Regions from separate parts of the Homo sapiens genome. Here region 1 is linked to region 2. A link is an interaction called in ENCODE POLR2A ChIA-PET data of the cell type or tissue named here. Cell type or tissue: HCT116. All regions are shown on one strand. Links, peaks and the distances in the headings refer to the core of each region. The heading gives the core; the rest is flanking DNA. Region 1 overlaps CASQ2 (calsequestrin 2). Region 2 overlaps VANGL1 (VANGL planar cell polarity protein 1).

The links. Peaks named below come from ENCODE experiments on the same cell type or tissue, not always from the same donor. Only the 100,000 strongest peaks of a DNase experiment are listed, where the experiment ranks them.
Region 1: POLR2A ChIA-PET joins it to region 2 with 6 read pairs; 4 of 35 experiments call an interaction of 5 or more read pairs at or near these places.

Annotation. Positions count from the first base shown.
Region 1 is chr1:115,721,678-115,727,057 of GRCh38, forward strand. It overlaps CASQ2 (calsequestrin 2), which reads right to left. Exons shown (of 11, transcript NM_001232.4): 6 at 5,315-5,380; 7 at 3,831-3,876. Among named protein-coding and RNA genes, the nearest start is that of CASQ2, 44 kb to the right of the region's middle. In HCT116, for the core only: no CTCF peak of the experiment used is centred there; no DNase peak of the experiment used is centred there.
Region 2 is chr1:115,663,268-115,668,647 of GRCh38, forward strand. It overlaps VANGL1 (VANGL planar cell polarity protein 1), which reads left to right. Exons shown (of 8, transcript NM_138959.3): 4 at 394-1,001. Among named protein-coding and RNA genes, the nearest start is that of VANGL1, 24 kb to the left of the region's middle. In HCT116, for the core only: no CTCF peak of the experiment used is centred there; a DNase peak (open chromatin) is centred at 2,220; H3K4me3 peaks cover 247 bases; H3K27ac peaks cover 791 bases.

The DNA of each region.
Region 1 (5,380 bases), core at 284-5,283, 58 kb after region 2:
CTCCTGCCTCAGCCTCTCAAGCAGCTGGGACTATTGGCACACACCACCACACCCAGCTAATTTTTGTATTTTTTGCAGAGATGGAGTTTCGCTATGTTGCCCAGGCTGCTCTCGAATTCCTTGACTCAAACGATCTGCCCACCTCAGCCTCCCAAAGTGCTGGGACTATAGACATGAGCCACCTTGCCTGGCCAAAAAGACTTTGAAGTTCATTAACTGGTCACTTTCCACAACCACATCTGTGGTTTAAGTTGCTGTGGCCACGTGGCCCACAGGGATGGCACTCTTTAGAGCAGTGACCTGCTAGGGGGCCCAGGTAGAGGAGGGGGTATGGAAAGTGGCTCCTCAGAGGTCCTTTGGATGGACTGATTTCTGTTTCTCCCTTTCAAGGAAACAAAGATGACACTGGAGAGGCCTGTCCTGCCTTCCCCCTAGTTGGAGACTTGAATGAGGGGCTGACTAGGTCTGGTTAGGGTTCCTGGGTAAGACATGAGGCTGTTCCAGAACGGGGAGGGAAGGAATAAACCATTTCAGTTGCCCTTTTCTCTGCCTGGTTAAATTCAATACGCTGCTCTCTTCCCCAAGTTAAGAACAATTCAATATGCAATAATGTGGAAAATATGAGCCATCACCATTATTTTATATTATAGCAAAAGGCTGTATTTTATCTTATTCATTAAATGAAAAGAAAGGAGAGAATGAGTTCCAATGAAACCAGACACTGAACTTCCTTTCTGAACATCTGCCTCTAATGTGTCAACAGGGAGTATTTCTGTAGCAGTGTGGGATATGTGAGGACACAGGCTCCCCATCTACAGAACACCATGGTCTTGAGTGATACTGCTATGACAGGAAGGAAAGACCTGGGAGAAGGGGTCCATAGTGGTATATTCCCTCCCTTCCTAGAACCTAGATAATTGAGACTTGCCTCTTAGGAATAAAGACAATAAAAAGAAAAAAACTGAAGATAAAGCCACAGCAGAAGAGAACATCAATAATGACTCTCAATTTAAAGTGATATTTTGTGCCATGAAAGACGAAGACCAAGACCCTGTTCCAAATTAAAGGTGACTAAGGAAGCATAAGCAGGCCGGGCGTGGTAGTTCATGCCTGTAATCCCAGCACTTTGGGAGGCCGAGGAGGGAGGATCACCTGAGGTCAGCAGGTCAAGACCAGCCTGGCCAACATGGTGAAACCCTGTCTCTACTAAAAACACAAAAACTAGCCAGGTGTGGTGGTATGCACCTGTAATCCCAGCTACTTGGGAGGCTGAGGGAGGAGAATCACATGAACCTGGGAGGCAGAGGCTGCAGTGAGCCAAGATGGTGCCACTGTACTCCAGCCTGGGTGACAGAGGGAGAATCCGTCTCAAAAAAAATAATAATAATAAAAGAAAAAGAAAGAGAAACATAGGCAAATGTAAGTGTGGAATCCTGGATTGGATTCTGGGCCAGGAAAAAGAGACGTTTTTCTTTTGCAGTAAAGGACATTGATGGGACAACTGGCCAATTTGAATAATGGTAGTAGACGTATTATATCAGTGTTAATTTCCTGATTTTGAAAATTCTATCTCTCTATATCTATCTATCTATCTATCATCTATCTATATCTCTCTATATCTATCTATTTATCTATCTATCTATCTATCTATCTATCTATCATCTATCTATGTATCTATGTAGCTAGAAGGGATGGTAAAATGTTAACATTTGGGAGATCTAGGTGAAGAGATATTGAAGTTCTTTGCACTATTTTGGTACATCTGAAATTATTTTAGGGTAAAAAGCAAAAACAATTTAAAAAATACTATTTTAAAGCACTATTATATCTTTTTGCTATTACTATTTTAAAATACATTAATAAGACTCTTTTTTTTTTGAGACAGGGTCTCACTCTGTTGCCCAGGCTGGAGTGCAGTGGTGCAATCACAGCTAACTGCAACTTCTGCCTCCCAGATGAAAGTGATTCTCTTATATCAGCCTCCAGAGTAGGTGGGACTACAGGCGCCTGCCACCATACTCGGCTAATTTTTGTATTTTTTGGTAGGAATGGGGTTTCACCATGTTGGCCAGGCTGGTCTCGAACTCCTGACGTCAAGTGATCTGCCCACCTTGGCCTCCCAAAGTGCTGAGATTACAGGCATGAGTCACTATGCCTAGCGATAAGACCCTTTTAATATCTTTGAAAGGTTTAAATGTTAGGAAAGTTTGTTTCTATTGTGCTGAGTTGTTATTAAATAGTCCGCTCCTCTGGACTGGATTATTTACCCTTTGGTATCTTGTGAAATGTTTGCTCTACCTTCAAACATCCAAGTAAGTTACAGACCAGTAAAACAGTGTCAAGTTGCTCCCTGGTTCTGTTCATCCATCACTTCAAAGAATTAAACAGATAAATACTTCCGTGTTAATTCCTTTCTCCTCCTTCCCAGCCCTCACACCAAATGGCCCCTTGTGGGGACATAGTCACTCTGGGGAGGCATTCTGCAGAGAACACCAGGTTTGGCTCCAGATGGCTTATATTTAAGTTCCAAGAACTAATGGTTTTTAGTTATGTGTCTTTTAGTGATTAATCTGTATGAGCGTCAGTTTCTGACTATGTCAAACGGGGCTAAAATAGTATTTGGTTTTTGTTTGTTTGTTTGGGGAGACAGAGTCTTGCTGTGTTGCCCAGGCTGGAGTGCAGTGGCATTATCATGTCTCACTGAAGTCTCAAGCTGCTGTGCTCAAACAATCCTCCCACCTCAACTTCCCAAGGAGCTGGGACTACAGGCGTGCCCCACTATGCCCGACTAATTAATAATACTTGTTCTACATCACTTTCTAGAGCTATTGGAAGATCCAAATAAAAAGATGCATGAAATGCTTTGAAAAATGCTCCACAGCCTTTGTTATTTATGAACTTCTGTACATAAGGTGTGGGTTGGGGGTTTATCTCCAAGGCCCTCTATCTAACACTGTTTGAGCTGCCTGACATATTATCCATGACACAAACCTAGAAGACAAGTTGGCTCAGCTGCTTGCCAGTGCCTTCAGTTGATATTTTTAAAAAACAGCTACCATATAGTGAACTCTTCATATTCATCCTTATAAAAAGTCCCAATTTTAGATGAGGAAATTTAGACAGCTCAGAAAGGCCACAGGACTTGACATAGTACACAAAGCTACTAGGTGGCAGATTCTGGACTTGAACCCTAGTCTCTATTACTTTATAGCCTGAGTTCCTTCCACTGTGTTACTGTGTGGCTCTGATGATCAATGAACAGAAGCTATAGTCACTGCAGGAAATTAACTAAGAGCAATTTTGCCTAGTGAGTAGTACCAAAGAGGCTTGGATTGATCCATGGAGAACTGTGTTTTAATTGAGCATGAAGTTGTCCATGTTTTTGTTTTGTTTTGTTTCATTTTTTTGAAACAGTGTCTCACTCTGTTGCCCAGGCTGGAGCGCAGTGCCAGGATCACAGCTCATTGCAGACTTGACCTCCCAGGCTCAAGTAATCCTCCTGCCTCAGCCTCCCAAGTAGCTGGAACTCCAGGCACATGCGACCATGCTCGGTTACTTTTTGCATTTTTTTGTAGAGACAGGGTTTTGCTATGTTGCCCAGGCTGCTCTCAGACACCTGAACTCAAGTGATCCCTGGCCCCGGCCTCCCAGAGTGCTGGGATTACAGTTCTGAGCCGTCGTACCCAATCTGTCCATGTTTCAAATACTCATCTAGACATCCACCTCAGCCAAATAAACTTGGTTTGAGTTTGGGGACTTAATCTAAGAAGCACTCCTCTTTGGGACTATACTCATCTCTACAAGGCAAAGAGAGTTTGCCTCTTTCTTACCCATGTTTCAAACATTTCTTCTGGGCGCAGGCGACGTAGAGTGGGTCTGGAAAAAAAAAAAAAAAAAAAAAAAGAAAGAGCTTCCTTGAGTAGGGATCACTGTGGCAGACACAGCAGCCACAGCATTATGAAATGTAAAATGAGATGATGCTTCCTTTGCAAGGCAGGGAGAGCCCTAAAAACCCACTTATCTTCTAAGGAAACAGACCTGCTCTACTCTGCTGTGTCAGACAGCGAGCTGGGCCAAGGCACTCAGCCTTTTCATAGACCCACTGATCCAAGAATTATAAAGTCTTTTACAAACAATGGGTCAGAGGGCACAGGGTCAGCTCATTCCCAGGGCAAGATGCCATTTCCTTCCTCACAGATAGCCACCACTCCAGAGAGCCCACAGCAGGCCTGGAATGAGAAACCTGAGGGGGAAAACAGGAAATCTCGGATTTTGTAGGTTAAAACTGCCTTTGTTTTATCATCTGGTGTATACATTGAAAGTCCTTTAGGGATATTTAGGGGAGCAGACAGGATCTATATTTTGCTCATAGTTTCATTTCTTTCTGAATATTGGCAAATAGTGCTGGACATATTAATATTTGCTCCTCCAAGTACTGCCTTCCTGAAGGAACTAGGACTGTCCAGGTGAGGGGGATCACAGTACTGCAGGTCCAATGAACACACTCGTGTACATGCCAGGTAGGGTGGAGGGACAAGCCAGTGAGTCCACTACCATGTTCCATATTCCCATATCTTCCCTCCCTCAAGAGCAGGGGTCAAAAAACTACAGCTGGTGGGACAAATCCAGCCAGGGCCTCCTGTTTTCCTAAATAAACTTTTACTGGTACACAGCCACACCCATTTGTTTATACATGATCCATGGCTGCTTTCATGCCACAGCCGCAGTTAAGTAGTTGCTACAGACGCCATCTGGCCCACAGAACCTGAAATATTTACCATTTTGTTCTTTACAGAAAAAGTTTGCTGATCCATGCTGGAGCTACACTAAGTGGTATCAAGCATTTCTCTCCCAGAAGTTCTATGCATAGAGTGTTCATCCTTGGCTAAGTTACTTAACTATTGAGTCCAATTCCTTGATCTGTAAAATTGGGATAATAATAATTACTCCCTAAGGTTGGAGATTAGATAAAATAGTTTCCCTAAAGCACTGGGCATGGTTATTGGTATATGGGAACTTTCACTAAATTGCTCTCATTCCTAGTATAGAATTTTATTTATATCTTGCCCTGGCTTTGAGGGGATTTGCTGACTGAGGGATTTATCAAACTCTGCTTGCAGGTGCAGACTTAGATTCAGAAGTAATAACATCCCTGCTAGTCATTACTGATCAACAAAGCCATACTACTGAGTTCTGTACTGCTGGGGTACTAACTAGGTTGTTGCTCTTGGCAGGTCTGAAATGTTAGCACAGAGAGGCTCCTCTCCATTCCCCAGACCCCAGGCCCCCAGCCCCCACATGCCATCTCAGGCACCTTTGGTGTTCCTTCACAAACTCCACCAGCTCCTCTTCTGTGTAAGGTTTGTTGGGGATGGCAATG
Region 2 (5,380 bases), core at 288-5,287:
GGAGGTTTATCTCTATAGATGAGCTCTCACAAGATTAGTCTAATACCTGGGTTGCGCATTGCAGGGCAAACAGCTCCAGGCCCTCAGAGCTGCTCAAGGCTTTTCAACCCAGGGGATGATAATCAATGTTATGTCAATGAATCAGCCAAACAGACAGAAAGATCACATTATGTTTTCTCTGTTTGAAAAGGTAAATACCTCATACATTTTGAAAATTTCAATGAAAATCGTTTGAGTTAAGAAGTTCTAATATTTAAAGAGTTAAGCTTTCATTTTCTGGAAGCCTTTGTGAATAGGGCTGGGTAGATGCAGCGGGCCCTGCATGTTCACTGCCCTTTGTAGCTTTTACAAATGACCTGTGTCATGTCATCCTCACTGTCTTCTCCCCACCAGGATGACAACTGGGGAGAGACCACCACGGCCATCACAGGCACCTCGGAGCACAGCATATCCCAAGAGGACATTGCCAGGATCAGCAAGGACATGGAGGACAGCGTGGGGCTGGATTGCAAACGCTACCTGGGCCTCACCGTCGCCTCTTTTCTTGGACTTCTAGTTTTCCTCACCCCTATTGCCTTCATCCTTTTACCTCCGATCCTGTGGAGGGATGAGCTGGAGCCTTGTGGCACAATTTGTGAGGGGCTCTTTATCTCCATGGCATTCAAACTCCTCATTCTGCTCATAGGGACCTGGGCACTTTTTTTCCGCAAGCGGAGAGCTGACATGCCACGGGTGTTTGTGTTTCGTGCCCTTTTGTTGGTCCTCATCTTTCTCTTTGTGGTTTCCTATTGGCTTTTTTACGGGGTCCGCATTTTGGACTCTCGGGACCGGAATTACCAGGGCATTGTGCAATATGCAGTCTCCCTTGTGGATGCCCTCCTCTTCATCCATTACCTGGCCATCGTCCTGCTGGAGCTCAGGCAGCTGCAGCCCATGTTCACGCTGCAGGTGGTCCGCTCCACCGATGGCGAGTCCCGCTTCTACAGCCTGGGACACCTGAGGTAAGAGGCAACATCCAGGAGGCAGAAAGGATGGCTGATGTCTTGCTGGGAGACAGCTGCTCTGTAGCACGTGAGGGGTGGTGACAGATGCCAAGAGCTAGGACCAGAGTCTGACTCTTTTCTGGTTTGGGGAGGAGATGCGAGGGTGGGGAGGGTGTCCATGTTCATTGAGTTTCTGGACTTCTAGATGGTGCGGGGCAGTTGCTGGCTCTCACCCAGGTTGAGATTTTGCTGGGCTTGTTCTCAAAGTTATTGGCAGCTCCCAAAAATGATGGAGAAAGGAGATGCATAGTGATGGCTGCCTTCTTTGACTCTGAAATTGGCCAATGGACAACAGATAAAGTGACCAGCAGCTCCATTTTGTCCCAAATGTGACATCTGGTTTACCATGTTGTCCCAGTGGAATAATGAATTGTTCCTTTTTTCCCACTCTCAGAGGCCTGGTTTGGGCAGTAAATTATATGGTCATCCGAGGGACCCTCCAATAAAGAATCAAGTGCAGGTTAGAGACTCCAAATGTGTAATCCTTGAGTGTTGTGAAAATGTATGCGTGAGAAAAAGTTAGAAGTCAGTTGGGTTGTCATACTTACATCTCTGCATAAAATCTCATTATTTTGTGGTTAAATAAGAGTGATTACCATCATTTTATTTGCTTCAAGGTAAGCACTTTATATATAGATTGTGTATTTAGTCTTCATAGAACCCCGTGACCTAGGTATTATTAATCCCTGTGTCACAGATGAAGAAACTAGGGCTTAGGGGATTTAAGTAATTTGCACAAAAACATATGGCTAGCCTCATTTAGGATTCACTCAGATGTCATGAGGCCAGGGCTGAGTGAATGCCCCCATAATGGCATCTCTCACTTTGTGGTTAGTGGCCTATTTTTCCATCTGTTTTCTTCCACAGACTATGAACTCCCTGAGGCCAGGGGCCACCCTTATACCTCATTACATCCTCAGTGCCTGGCATGGAGCATGGCTTGCACTGAGATGTTCTCTGGGTGAATGCAGAGCCTGGGACATTTGACTTCAAAGCCTTTACCCTCTCCCAGGCTCTCTGCCTCCTTAGGCAGTATATGCTGATGTGTGTAGCCTGCTTGGGGCAGGGTAGGCACTTAGTTCATTGCAGCTATTACTGCTGTGATCATGTAGCTGGCAGAGCAGCCAGAATCAGCAAGGGCACACCTTAGTGGGTATCAGAACAATCGGCTTTGTCATAGATTTGGCTGGGCTCCAGGAAGGTGGCTCAGCCTGTATTTGGAGTCAGGCCATGCTGCCAAACCATCTTCATGTTGGTGTGTACCCTCCTCCATTCCTCTGGCTTGGCTTGTGCTACGAGAACGGGATGATCTAGCGTTCAAGGTTGCTGCCACCCTAACTGATCCTTGGTGGAAACTGGTGTCCAAGTCACATGTCTGTGCACCAAAAATCTGGGGTTTAGAGTCCTTCACAGATGCCTGTAGGGCTCTGAAGACAAGTAGGTCACCGCTTTGCTGCATATTCATCTCAGAAGGCTTTCTTTTCCCATGTTTTGCATCAGGGAATGACCAGCAGTTTTGTGTTAAACATCTGCTGTGTGCAGAGCCCTGGACACACCAGGCTGGCTGCCTTCAGAGCTCTATCTCAGCACCTGTGGCACTCACAGTCACTTGGAAAGAGACCAGTGCACCGCTGTCTGGTGGACAGGTGCAGAAACAGGCCTGGGGGTATAGGTGATAGGAACACAGGAGGACAGAGAATTTCAGATTGTGGCAGCAATAAAGCCGAGCAGGAGACAGTCTGTCTCAGAACAGGTTTTGCTGCAGTTAAAGTGGTAGAGAAAAATCCGGCTGTGGTCTCAGTGGAGATGAGTGATATTTGGAACTCTGTATATGTAAGTAGCCAAGACACTGGCCAGGAGTGAGGTCTATGGTGGTTTTGTTTTTTGGCCCTTAGCCCTAGTTGGTGTGAATTCCACCTGTGTAGGTGGGAAAGGGCAGGGCATCTTCTCACCATAGGTCATGCAGGGTGGTGGGACCGACTTACCCCCATGGGCTCCCACATCGCTCCTCCCTGTACGACTGGTTGAGCTGCACACTGCATCTGAGTGGGAGTGGAGAGGGGACAAACCAAACAGCCCGAGGAAAGTATGCCTGTGGCGTGTTCAGAAAGCATGATTAGCAGCAGCCCTCGCCTCCCACCACACAGCTCTGCTGGTCAGGGCAGAGCTGGATGGGAGAAGCCAGACTGATTGTGCTGCATGGCTCCCAGGCTTGCTGCAAACCTTTCAGTCTGCTCTTACCATGACCAACAACTGTCCAGGCTTTAAAAAACTCAAGTCAGTCACCCCAGCTCCCCAGGGAGAACTGAAAGGTGGCAAGTGCCCATCTGCCCTGGGGAGAGCGTTTTGAGGTGGTCCCCAGCCTCATCCTTTCGGCTTCTTTTTAGGACCATTGGTGTTCCTCCTCTCCCTGCCTTTAATAAGGCCCCCTTTGTCCCTCTCGTGGAGAGCCTGAGTTAGGAGGTGGAAAGAATGGCTGGGGAAAGAGGGACATCTTTACTGACAAATGGAGCCCTCAGGGAGAGCCAGATGCCCAAGTGTCAGCCAGTCTGCCAGAGCTGGAGCAGGCTTGGCACCTTTCCTCCTGGCATTGTGTGGGCCTGGTCACCTGCCGATCCTTGGGCTAAATCTGGTCTGAACCCAGCAGTGGCTGGAAGAGTTACTAGGCCAGAAATACAACTTCTAAGGCCTTTTGTAAAGTGTAGAAACAGACAGGAGGGAAGAGGGAGCGGGAATAGACAAAGCAAGCCTCGGAAATCAGAATAGCAGGTCTCCATTAGACCCAGCAGAATCACAGGCTGTTGGCTCTCCCTTTATGTAAAGCCTTCACCGTGGCAGCACCCTATTGGGCTTAGGTGCCAAGCGATGGTGAGTTCTTTTTTATGTTTTCAAAGATGATTTTATCGAATTGACTGAGCTATTTTTGAGAGTTGTCTAAAGAATGTCTACTCTTTAGTTTCTTAAAGAAAATAGGCTTCTCATTAGTTCATAAAAGGTGCTTGCTGTGGCCCTGCTTGTTGGCAGGAATGAAGTTTTGGGCTTATTTGAAAACTTTCAAAAATGTAAAAAGTTGTTGCAGAAAGTAAGATACCATAAATAGATTGAGATACTTCCTAACCTCTGCCCAGTGCCCTAGGAGTTATGAAAAGCTTTTCATAGGTTTGGACTCATTTACCCCTCCTTGCTGCCCTGTCAGAGGTCAGAGCAGGTGGGGTAGAGGTGTCCCCTCTTACAGTTGAGGTCCCCAACCCCCAGGGTAAGGGACCTGCTCAAGGTCACAGGGAATCAGCACCTTCCTGTGCATCACACCGCTTACCCCACCGCACTTTCTACAGCGTCCTGGTGTCTCACACAGTCGCTTTGTCATTTTCCATACACACCTTGCTCGTCACTTTTCTTGGCCCCGTTCTCACAATAAGTTGCTAACTTTTCCAGGATGTTACCAGAGACTAATGACTGTTGATATGACTTTATTTGAGGAGAAACCCAGAAGAATAGAAGAGCCTAAAAATTGGCATTCAATTATCTTAATCATTTTTCAGTTTTGAAACCTCTAAAGGGAAATAAGTGTGAATACTGGTGCACAGGCACTAGTGTAATTGACTGGTTGAATGTGAAATGGTAGAACAACAGAGACAGATAAAGAAAACCTTAACAATAAACAATTACATAGTCTTACTGGGAGCCAGGTACCTTCTGATCTTTTAATGTGCAACTCAGTTTTCACAACAATCATGTGAGGTAGGTTCTGGTAGCCTCCTTTTCAGATGAGCAAACCGAGGCGTGGGAGAGTTAGGTAAGTCTAAGGCCCCACACTTTGTAATTGTGGGAACCAGGATTTGAGCCCAGGCTCTCTGGTTCCAGAATGATCTTACCCATTTCACCATACTACCTCTGAATAGATAGTTGCATGTTCACGTCACTGCTTTAGGAACACATGAACAAACCCAGAAGCATTTTTTGAGTGTTTCCCATGTGCCAGCCTCGGTGCCAGATATTTTTGTATACATTATCCTGTTTCACTTAACACAGAGCTTAGGGCTGGAACAGAGAGAATGTGCAGGATTGTCAAGATGGCTTGCACTCTGAGGTCCATTCCTTAGCTCCACTGGTTATTTTATTCACTCAGTTGACAAAGCCTGGTCCTTAAAGTCATAGCAGTAGGTTTGAGCCTTTGGTCAGACCTTTTTAACTTCCTATACTTCACATGTCTCAAAGAAAATATATTTTATCTATTGTTGTGTAACAACTACCTCACCACTTAGTAGTTTAAAACAACCAATTCAGTATTTCTCACAATTCTGCAGCATGGATTGGGCTCAGCCAGGAGGTTCTTT